Regions from separate parts of the Homo sapiens genome. Here region 1 is linked to region 2. A link is a loop called in an ENCODE intact Hi-C map of the cell type or tissue named here. Cell type or tissue: B cell. All regions are shown on one strand. Each heading gives the region's core, and the rest is flanking DNA. Links, peaks and the distances in the headings are about the cores only.

The links. A loop is a pair of places that touch in the nucleus more often than their neighbours do. Peaks named below come from ENCODE experiments on the same cell type or tissue, not always from the same donor. Only the 100,000 strongest peaks of a DNase experiment are listed, where the experiment ranks them.
Region 1: it touches region 2 in a loop (13-fold over the local background); 8 of 110 quality-filtered maps call a loop at or near these places.

Annotation. Positions count from the first base shown.
Region 1 is chr19:42,277,359-42,282,723 of GRCh38, reverse strand. All of the region lies in intron 2 of CIC (capicua transcriptional repressor), which reads right to left. Among named protein-coding and RNA genes, the nearest start is that of CIC, 11 kb to the right of the region's middle. RefSeq lists enhancers at 515-1,019, 2,032-2,537, 2,677-2,821, silencers at 1,403-1,602, 1,863-2,182, 2,463-2,582, 2,663-3,002 and a cis regulatory region at 2,741-2,756. In B cell, for the core only: CTCF peaks have their summits at 2,575 and 2,779 (motif pointing right); DNase peaks (open chromatin) are centred at 553, 1,283, 2,213, 2,743 and 4 weaker places; H3K4me3 peaks cover 1,660 bases; H3K27ac peaks cover 3,536 bases.
Region 2 is chr19:42,106,463-42,111,827 of GRCh38, reverse strand. The region is part of intron 5 of POU2F2 (POU class 2 homeobox 2); the gene reads left to right. Among named protein-coding and RNA genes, the nearest start is that of POU2F2, 23 kb to the left of the region's middle. In B cell, for the core only: CTCF peaks have their summits at 2,928 and 3,142 (motif pointing left); a DNase peak (open chromatin) is centred at 3,127; H3K27ac peaks cover 2,999 bases.

The sequences.
Region 1 (5,365 bases), core at 81-5,080, 170 kb before region 2:
GAGATTGAATAAACTGTGGCAAGATCATGCAGTCAAGATGTACCAGCCCAGAGCTCTAACTCAAGTGCTGTTTCCATTACTCAAGGCTTAACCTCAGGGTGGACCCAGGGAGGGAACTCCAAACAGAGGCTGGGGAATATAGTTAGACAATGATACAGAGCCACGTGGACCACAGAAAGGCGAGGGGGGCTCACACAAAGACACAGGCAAGGATGTGGAGCCCATCTGGCAGAGACCCAGAGGCCCTGGATCACCCAAGAGGGGCCCTGGAGCCATACCCAGTAAAGGCACAGGACTGGGGTCACACACTTGGGCACGTAAAGGTTGCACAGGCTCAGATGGACCAAGACTGGGCTCTTACACAGGTTGGATGGTCAACAGGAGCAGACGAGCCCTTTCCCCAACCTGCCTCATCCACTGACAGAGCTGAAGGAATGGAGAGGGGGCAAAAACTGGGTAACCTGAGCCCAAAAGGGAAGGGAAGGTCTGTAGCCCTCTGACCTCCAGAGACTGCAGGGCCAGACACTTGGCTGTGAGCCTGGAGGGGCAACCAGAGGGACTATTAGGTGACTGCCCCCTCCTTCCTATGCAGCCCCAGACTCAGACCCTCCATTACTTCACTGCCCCAGGGACTGCAATGTGAGGCACGAATTGAGGCTGAAATCAATGTGGCCTGCTATCTCCCCACCACTGCCCCTACCACTGCCCCCTCCTCTCCCCACCGGTGAGTGAGTCACCTACTGGCAAGTTAACCCCTTCTCTACTGCAATGCAGTCCAAGGACAGAGCTCAGAGGAGCTCTGCCCCCCAGATCCCCGACTTCTGTTGGTTGAGAAAAAGAGCCAGGCATGGCACAGGAGGGAAAGAGGGCCCCACACATCTGGGAGGGGTGCACATCTGGTAGAATACACAGTGCCCACGGAGGAGAGATGGGAAGAGGCCCCGTCCGGGGCAGGGTACAACCAAGTGGGGGCCTAGCCTGGCAGGGAGGGGCGGGAATCCGGGCGGGAAGGGCCCCCCTGCCCTGGGCGCTGGGCCAGCCCTATACTTAGCTTCTATTGTTCAGGGTGGAGGAACCCTGGGTGGGGGTGGATTAGGAGCAGAGGGGAGGGAGCAGGTCCTATCCCTAGACAGCTCCCACTCTCTTGCCATCCCCAACCCTAATTGGGGCCTCCCTAGTTGGAAAAAGGTACTGAGCAGGACTGTGATGGCAGCCACCCCCTGCACCAACCCCTAACCAACTCCACAGAAGGACTGCCCCTAAACAGCCCCCACTGTGCCACCACACCCAGGCCTGGGGACAGGGAACCCAGACGAAGACATCAACAGCCACCCGGGCGGGCGGTACAGGCTGAGGCCTGCCCAGAGGCCTGGGGCGAGCAGCCAGGGATGCTGACAGACCGAGGGACAGGCAGACGCGCACTCTAAACTCATGGGGCCCATTTATTGAGCCCGCGAGGCACCGCACCCCTGCCGGCCGCCTGCGGCTCCCCACCCTGCTCTCCAGGCCCGGGTCCCCGCCTCAGCTCACCACCCCGGTGTCCCCAGCTCCCCTCACCCGCTTTCCACATACACACCCACCCACCCACCCCGGGCGGCGTCGGCGACGGCCAGGGTTGCCTGGGGAACGAGCCCAGGATTGGGCTGGCGCGGCTCGGCAAGGATGGGGGGCTAAAAATAGCGCCGGGGTGAGTCAGTGTGAGTGGGGCTGGGGTAGGCAGGGGGACCAGGAGGAAAAGAGAGACTGGGGAGAGTGTGTGGGGGATGGTCCCCAGGGATTGGGAGATGGGTGGGATGCGGGGGTGGGGGGGTTGAGAGACGTGGGTTTGGGGAAGGGAAGGTGCGGGGGCGGGAAAGGGGTGTACAGGCGCTTGGGCTGGGAGGGTTGGTCGGCGCGGGCTGAGGGAGGCGCCAAGGCCCGAGCAGAGGAGGGGGCGCCGCCCTGCGTTCCCCTCCCCTCCCCGCGCTCACGAGATTTTCCACTCGCCGCCTGGCCCCCAGCCAACCCCCGGCAGGCTCCACAAAGCCGCTTTGTGCAGGGAGGGCGGACGGGTGCCCGGCCGGCCTGACACCCACGCGGGCCGCGGCGGGGCGCCGGCCAGCTGGCACCCGAGCTGTCTGCGGTGGGAGGGAGGGTACCCCACCCAGCCCGAGGACGCGGCAGCGCAGGGGTTAATCGCTCAGGGGCGGAGAAGCAGGTCTCGGCCAATCAGCGGTCAGCGGGCGAGACGGCAGCCAATGAGAAGGACGGAGGCCCGACACAGGAGGTCTGCACCCAGGGGCGCGCGGGAACCCACACCCCTAGGTGCCAGCGGGGGCTGGGCGCGGCCCTCGCTGGGTGCCAGTCCGCTTCTACACAGCCCCCGGAGCACCCGGTTTCCCCGACTACTTCGCAAGAAACAGGCTCAGAGGGGGGATAGCATCTTGCAGCCGCGAGGTGGCACGGCCGGGATTTGAACCCAAATCTATCTGGCTTCACAATCAGCTTTTCCGCTGAAATAGGGGGACGGGAGTTCCCTGCCCGGGCCCTCGTGGGGAGCGGGAACAGGGGATAGGGTGGGGGTGGAGGAGGCGGCGCGGCGGGCTAGGGTCCAGCCGCCTGCGGTGCAGCCGCTGCCGCCGGTGGTAATGGGAGCCAGACGCCGTCGCCGCCGCTAATGCGCCTCCCTCCCGGCCACTAATGGAGCCATTAATACCCGGGCACCGGGGGCTCCGGGACGTACCCCCCAACCCCCTCTGCCGCGCATGCGCGCGCCTGCTGTCCCGCCGCCGCCTGCCGCCAGGAGGCAGCCTGACGCCTCGCAGCTCCTGGTGCTGGGGGCTGCTAAGCTGGGGGAGCTGGGGTCTCTTCTACAGTTACCAAGACTCACTCCTGCACCTTCACAAGCTCTTCCTCCTCTCCTCCTCTTCCCCAAGCCATCTTCTTCCCAACTCCTGCCTTTCCAGGGCGGTCTCCAGGGGTCTCTGACACCTAGATCCAACATTTTCCCTCCCCTGCTCTAAATGCCTTCTTGACTCTTTACTGGCCCGCGTAGAGCCCCAGCTTCTCAGCCTGGCATTCAAGCTGGGCCTGTCGTCCACGGCACCCTTCTGCTAAGCCTGGACTCTGGTGTCAGCTCCAGCCTCAACTAGCCACTCGGAGTTCATGCACTTTCACTCTTCCTGGTCTTTGCTCATGCAGCTGTTTCAGGTGGAATTGCCTTTTCCTTTCTTTGACTATTCTGAAATCTACTCATTCCTCATACTTCAGCTCAAATGTCACCTCCAGTGAGAAACCTACCTGATCCTCCCTTATCAGCCCCCATGAACCACTGAGTTGTCCCTGCCCCTTGGCTTCCCCAGACTCAGTACCTCCCTGGGCTCATCCTTGCCTGTGCCTGCATCCACATCTGCCTTCCTCACCCACCTGCCCCAGGACTGCTCAGCCCTGGGCCTGGCAGAGGGATGAGGAGGGAGCTGGCTTCTGCTGGTGGAGATAGGGTTCACTGTTTGAAACAAAATGGAAATTATGGTGGGCAGTATCTGGATCTGGGGAGTCAGGAGACCCAGGCTTAACCCCTTTGGCCCCTCTTTTTCCCCACCTGCCCAAGCATAGTTGGTGGGTACTGCCTCGTCTCTGAGGCCCTACCCATTGGGGTGCACTATATCTGGGACTCCTTTCAATGAAGCTGGCATCAAATGAAAGGCAAGGGGTAAAGGGGGAGGTAGGATGACCTGGGTCATGCCCTCTGGCAGGTGGGTGGGCACTGAAGCTTCTTTCCTGCCGCCCCCTACAGCCGGATCTCCTAGCTTGGTCCATACAGCCCCCGCTTTCCTGCCTGTCTTGGGAACAGGTGCTTGGATGGTGGATGGGTCTGCAGGATGGATCTCAGCACTTCTCAGCAGATTTCAGGGACAGTAGTAGGCAGTTAATTTGTCAAAGAGCATGAGGGGGCTCCCTGGCCTGGACAACCTCCCAACACTCCCCAAGAAGGAAGTAGGAGACCTGGTGCTTGGCAACTGCCCACTGTCTTAAAAGAACAGAACACCTGATATGCACAGGGTGGGGCTGGGAGGCTGGCATGGGGGCAGCAAGTCCATCTAAAGAGTGGGAGTAGGAGGGCCAAAGAGAGGCCAAGGCTGGCTCAGAGACACAGGATGCCAGCTGGCAGCCAAAACAGAAAGAGGGTGGGCTGAAAGCTCAGACGAGGACTGAAGTCCAGAGAGGGACAAACCCAGGAAGGCACAGGGAGCCCCCAGACTCAAAGAAGAGTCAGACAGACAGAGGTCCAAAGAGAGACACACGTATAGACCTAGAAATAGGAGACCAGAGAGATATAGGAAGCCAAGGATAAGACAGACAGAGCCAGACCGCCAGACAGAGGCCCAGGAGAAGGAGCAACGCCTGTCAACAAGGGGAAGCCAGGCAGGAAGCTGGGAGCTGGGAGGGAGGCCATACCAGGAATGGGGCTGAGACATCTGGCCTCCTGGACTGGGGCTGCAGGCCCTGGGGCGGGATCCTCTCCTGGGGAGCAGGCGGGAAGATTCAGAGGGAGGTGGCAACGGCAGCTGGCTGGCCATGCCATGCACAGAATGTGGAGAATGCCAGCCGCCTGCCCCAGCAAGTCCCCCAGCGGAAGCAAATGCCTGGCTGGGGGCAGGAGCAGGCAGGCTGCCCTGGGCCGCCCCCTCACACCTGCTGCCCTCTGATGGAGGGTCAGGCCCTGGCATGGGCCAGCAGAAGGGACCAGGCCTGCAACCTCACTATACCACTGAACACGGTCTGCCCTATCTGGGCCCCATGGGGAGAAGGCTCCAAGCTGCCTACCTCCCAAGGGCTTAGGGAGGCCTCTGGGAGAAGAATGAAAGGGCAGGCTGTTCAGGAACCTGAAGGCAGCCTGGATACCTCAGCATGGGTGTTGTTAGGGAGGCGCTCCTCAGAACTGCCAGGATAGGCACTGGACAAGTTATGACAACCAGGTGGCCCCCAGCAAGGGGCCTCCCTTCTCTGATCCTCAGTCTACCCCTGGACAACAGGCCTGGCAATCTACTTCACAGCATCAGGCGGAGCTGATGAAACGGCCCCAAGCCCGGGGTTAGGCACACAGTCTTCGCTCAGTAGAGTAGGTATTATTGTTATCATTGTTATTATTGAAAGTGCTTAAGGGCCTGGGATCTGGAGCCGCACAGTCTGAGTTCAAATCCTGGCTCTTGACAGCTCGGTGTGGTGACCCAAGCCTGTAATCCCAGCACTTTGGGAGGCCAAGGTAGGAGGACCACCTGAGGTCAGGAGTTGAAGACCAGCCTGGCCAACATGGTGAAACCTCGGCTCTACTAAAAATACAAAAATTAGCCGGGCGTGGTGGCACACTCCTGTAATCCCAGCT
Region 2 (5,365 bases), core at 176-5,175:
GGATAGGAGAATGGACTGCAGGGGATAAGAGTAGAAAAGAGAGCCCAGTAGGAAGTCCTTGAAGGCATACAGATGGGACATGAGGGTGGCTTGAGCCAGGAGGGTGAGGATGGGGATCCTGGTTGCTATTTTGTATTGATTGGATAGGTCAAGGATGACTCCTAGGATTTTGGCTTCAGCAGCTGGGTGGTAATGACGTGGTTTCCTGAGTTGGGGAAGATGGGAGGAATGGGATGTTTTGGAAGGCTGGGGTAGAGAGCCAGCAGTTTCATTTTGGACATGTTAGGGTTTGATGAGTCTATTAATCATCCACATGGGAACATCAACTAAGCAGATGCATATTTGAGGCTGAAGCTCAGCAGAGTATCTGGGCAGGAGCTGGAAGTTGTTAGTTGTCAGGAAGAGAATGAATTTGGCCAGGCACAGTGGCTTATGCCTATAATCCCAACACTTTAGGAGGCCAAAGCAGGAGGACGGCTTGAGGCGAGTTCGAGACTAGCCTGGGCAACATAGAGAGACCCTGTATCTTAAAAAAAAAAAATTAACCAGGTGTGGTGATGCATGCCCATAGCCCCCAAGCTACTTGAGAGGCTGAGGCAGGAGGATCGCTTGAGCATGGGAGGTCAAGATGGCAGTGAGCTATGATTGCACCATGACACTCCAGCCCAGAAGATAGAGTAAGACCCTGTCTCCAAAGAAAGAGAGAAAGAAAGAAAAGGAAAGAAGGATAGATGGACAGATGGAAGGAAGGAAGGACTCAGCCAGATTGGGTTCCCACCCTCAAGAGCTCACATTCAAGTGTGGTGACATGAGGTGGGCAATGGTAGCAAATGCTCATTTTGAGGGATATGTTGTAATTTCCAAAATGCTTTCTAGATAATATTACTCAGGCCTCAGAACAACCCAGTGAAAAAGTAGACATTATTATCCCCATTTTACAGATAAGAAAACTGAGGCCCTGGGAGAGAAATGACTCAGTCATAATGACTGCCATTTATGAAGGACCAATTAAGTGAAGAGGAATCAGGCTAAACATTCTACACATATTGTCTCATTTAATTCCTTTAACAGCTCCATGAAGTAAGACTTATTGTGGTGTCACCTGAGGAAACTGAGGCTTAAAGAGGGTAAGGAACGGCCTGAGGTGTGTGAGGGGCAGTCAGGATTCTGGGCTCCAAGGCCCAGGTCTCTCCATAACAACTTGCATCGTGATCCTGTACAGTTAAGGAGGCTGGGGCCCAGAGGGAAAGTGGCTTCCCCCAGGCACACAGCAAGAAGCAGGTGAGAGGGCTAAGGCTCAAACCCCCGAGTTTCCAAGCTGGAAGGGACCCTTGCACCCCACTAGTCTAACCTTCCCCTAGGTTAGGCGTTTCCTTGTTGGTGTTGTTGCCAGGTGGGGATTTTCACCCAGGTGGCTTCCATGGCAGGCACCCACTCCCTTCCCAGGCAGTGCGTCCCACCACCAGACAGACTGAGATTACTCAGAGTGTCAGAAAGCCTGACCTCATTTTAATTTTAAGTTTTATTTTATTTATGTAGTTATTCATTTTTTTAGAGACGAGGTCTTGCTCTATCACCATCATAACTCACTGCAGTGAGGTGCAGTGGCGCCATCATAACTCACTGCAACCTCAACCTCCTGGCTGAAGCAATCCTCCCACCTCAGCCTCCCAAGTAGCTGAGACTACAGGCATGTACCATCATATCTGGATAAGTAAAAAAAAAAAAAAAAATTGTGGAGATGGGGTTTCACTATGTTGCCCAACTGGTCTTGAACTTCTGGCCTCAAGTGATCCTCCCACCTCAGCCTCCCAAAGTGCAGGGATTATAAGCGTGAGTCACTGCATCCAGCTGAGTTTTATTTTATTTTTAAGTAGCAAATAATCATTGTATATATTTATGGAGTAAAATATGATGTTTTGATACAGGTATACATTGTGGAATGATCAAATCAGGCTAATTAGCATACTTATCACCTCAAATATTTATCATTTCTTCGTGGTGAAAACATTTAAAGTACTCTTCTTGCCAGACACAGTGGCGCAGTGTAATCCCAGCTACTTGGGAGTCTGAAGCGGGAGGATGGCCTGAGCCCAGGAGTTCAAGGCTGCAGTGAGCTATAATCACGCACTGCACTCCAGCTTGGGTAACAGAGCAAGACCCTGTCTCTTAAAAAACAAAAACTAAAACTAAAACTCTGTCTTTGATATTTTGAAATATGCAGTACATTATTAGCAGTAGTCACCGTGCAATAGAACACCAGAATGTATTCCTGTTATCTCACTGAAACTGTGTCCGTTGTCCGCCTTCCCTTTCCCCATCCATCCTCCCTTCCTCATTTTGAACACAATCTATCACGATATAGTTTACATAGTTCCCAGACCCCACTCCTTCCTGTTCTCCCCTACTCTGGACTTAACTTGTCTTAGAGAGGGAAGATCCAGAGCTGGTCACAATTTGCCATATCAGGGATGGCAAAGGAATGTCAACTCATGCGCCAACACCATTCCAGTCATGGTGGCTGCCAGAGATTGTGTGGAGGCCTCTAATGGGGGCGCGAGAGGCCATGGGGGATGGGCCGTCTGGCCTGTGCACTGGAGTGAGGTGCAGCACCTGGGCCGTTGCAGCCGGCCGGCTCTGGGGCTCCTCCTCAGTGAACTCCTCAAGTTCACTGTCATGGCTTTCTCTTCTCCCCCAGGTGGAACTGAGCCCTGGTAGGAAAGTGGGCAATTCACCCATGTATCCTGCAATCCACATATCAACCTTTCTGCCCCCAGTCATAGCCAAAGTCCCAGCTATGGCAAAGTACTGCCAGTCTGTCCTGAGGTTTCACCTCATTCATTCATTGAAAATGTATTGATCACCTATGAGGCTCCTGCACTGGGAGGGTGATCAAAATACAGCAATGAGCAAGAATCGGTACCGTCCCTTCTCAGCTTTCACAGGCATGCTAGCTCTTGTGCTAGGTTTCCTTAAAGCTTAGGGACAGAGCAGCTGATCTACAAAATATGCCAGCCAGGGTCTTTTCTCTGGCCTGTCTCCACTTACTATACCTTCTCCACCCTCTGACTGGTGTGCTCTGACTCGGACGTAACACGCCCTCAAGTGGCTTCAGAGGGCCATGCTGCCGCTGGATTGTGGAGAAATGGCGCCTCCTACCGGCTTACCCTAGTCCTGAGCCAACTTACTGTTCCTGTTCACCCAGAATCTTGTCTTCTCTCCTTTCTTTCTTTTTTTTTCTTTGTTTTATTTTGAGACAGGGTCTCTCTGTGTCACCCAAGCTGGAGTGCAGTGGCGTGACCATGGCTCACTGCAGCCTTGACCTCCCAGGGTCAGGCCATCCTCCCACCTCAGTCTCCCGAGTAGCTGGGACTACAGGCACGTGCCACCATGCCTGGATTTTTTGTAGAGACCCCGTCATGTTGCCCAGGCTGGTCTGGAACTCCTGGGCTCAAGCAATCCACCTGTCTCAGCCTCCCAAAGTGCTGGAACTATAGGTGCGAGCCACCATGCCCCATCATCTTTCTCCCCTTCTTTCATTCCTTTAGTTGGCAAATATTTAGTGAATATCACCATGCCCAAGTGCCTTTCTGGGTGAGGATATAGCGGGGAATGAGGTAGATAAGTCTGTGCCCTCTTGGAGCTGACACCCGCTGTAGTTGGGGAGATAGGCAGGAAGCAGATAATTGCTATGAAGGAAAGAAAAGAGTGTAATAGAGAGTGTTGGAGGAAAAAGAAGACTTCATAAGAGTGTGTGGCCAGAGAAGGCCTCTCTAGGGAGGGGGCGTTTGATGGAGACTTAAATGATGAGGAGGGACCACCTCTGTGTAGATCTAGAAAGGGTATAGCAAAGGTATGAGGTGGGGACTTCTTTGTGGTTCAGTAACAGGAAGGAGATCAGTGGGGCTGGATCAGAGTTAGGGAGTTAGAGTTGTGTGAGGCAAGGAAGGAGAGGTAAGCGGGGGTGGTGGGCAGGCCATGCAGGACCATAGCCTGGATCTGGATTATACCACAAATGTGATGAAAATCAGTAGAGGCCTTATGGCTTAATTTATATTTTAAAACAGGGACTTGGACTCCATAGACCACCCCTAGAAGAGTCTGTGCATAGAATTCAGAGTCCATGAACTTGGATGGGAAAAAAATTACATCTCAATTTTTACTATCTTCTGACCAAACCATAGCATGTCCCTCTATCATGAATATAGACAACAGACAACAGTAGTATTAGCGGTACTGAGACTTTGTCACCAAGAGAATGTACGCAGATTTTCAAATTCTCTTATAGTTGTTGCAGATCTCTCAAAACACTGTTTTCACTCATGATTGCTTTGAAATTACAGTAGTCATCAGATCTATTGCTGGATCTTGTTACTTAGTGTGCTAATAAAGAAACCCATAAATGATTTTATGACCACTCAAAATATGTTTGATGCCTATATTTTTTTAAATTTTAATTAATTAATTTTTTTTGAGACGGAGTCTCACTCTGTTGCTCGAGCTGGAGTGCAGTGGTGTGATCTCAGCTCACTGCAACCTCTGCCTCCTGGGTTCAAGTGATTCTCCTTCCTCAGCCTCCCATGTAGCTGCAACTACAGGCGCCCGCCACCACACCTGGCTAATTTTTTTTCTGTATTTTTTTGGTAGAGATGGGGTTCCACCATGTTGGCCAGGCTGGTCTCAAACTCCTGAACTCAAGTGATTCGCCCGCCTTGGCCTTCCAAAATGCTGGGATTACAGGCATGAGCCACCGCACCCAGCCAAATTTTAATTAATTTATTTTATTTTATTTTGTTTTTTGGAGACGGGTGTCTCCCTTTGTTGCCTAGGCTGCAGTGCCATGGTGTGATCATAGCTTACTGCCACCTCAAACTCCTGGGTTCAAGGGATCCTCCCACCTCAGCATCCTGAGTAGCTGGGACCACAGGCATGCACCACCATGCCTGGCTAATTTTCCTTCTCCTCCTTCTCCTTCTCCTTCTCCTCCTGCTCCTCCTCCTCCTCCTTCTCCTCCTCCTCCTCTTCCTCCTCCTCCTCCTCTTCCTCCTTCTCCTCTTCCTCCTTCTTGTTTTTTTCTTTTTGTAGAGACAGGGTCTTGCCATCTTGCCCAGGCTGGTCTCAAACTCCTGGGCTCAAAAGATTCTCACATCTAGCCTCCCAAAGTGCTGGGATTATAGGCATGAGCCACTGTGCCCAGCCAGTTTTTATTTTAGATTCAGGGATACATGTGTAGGTATGTTACAAGGGTTATATTGCATGGATGCTGAGGTTTGGGGTATAATTGTTCCTGTCACCCAGTAGTGAACACAGTACCCAGTAGGAAGTTTTTCAGCCTTTGCCCTTCTCCCTCCCTTTGGAGTCCCTA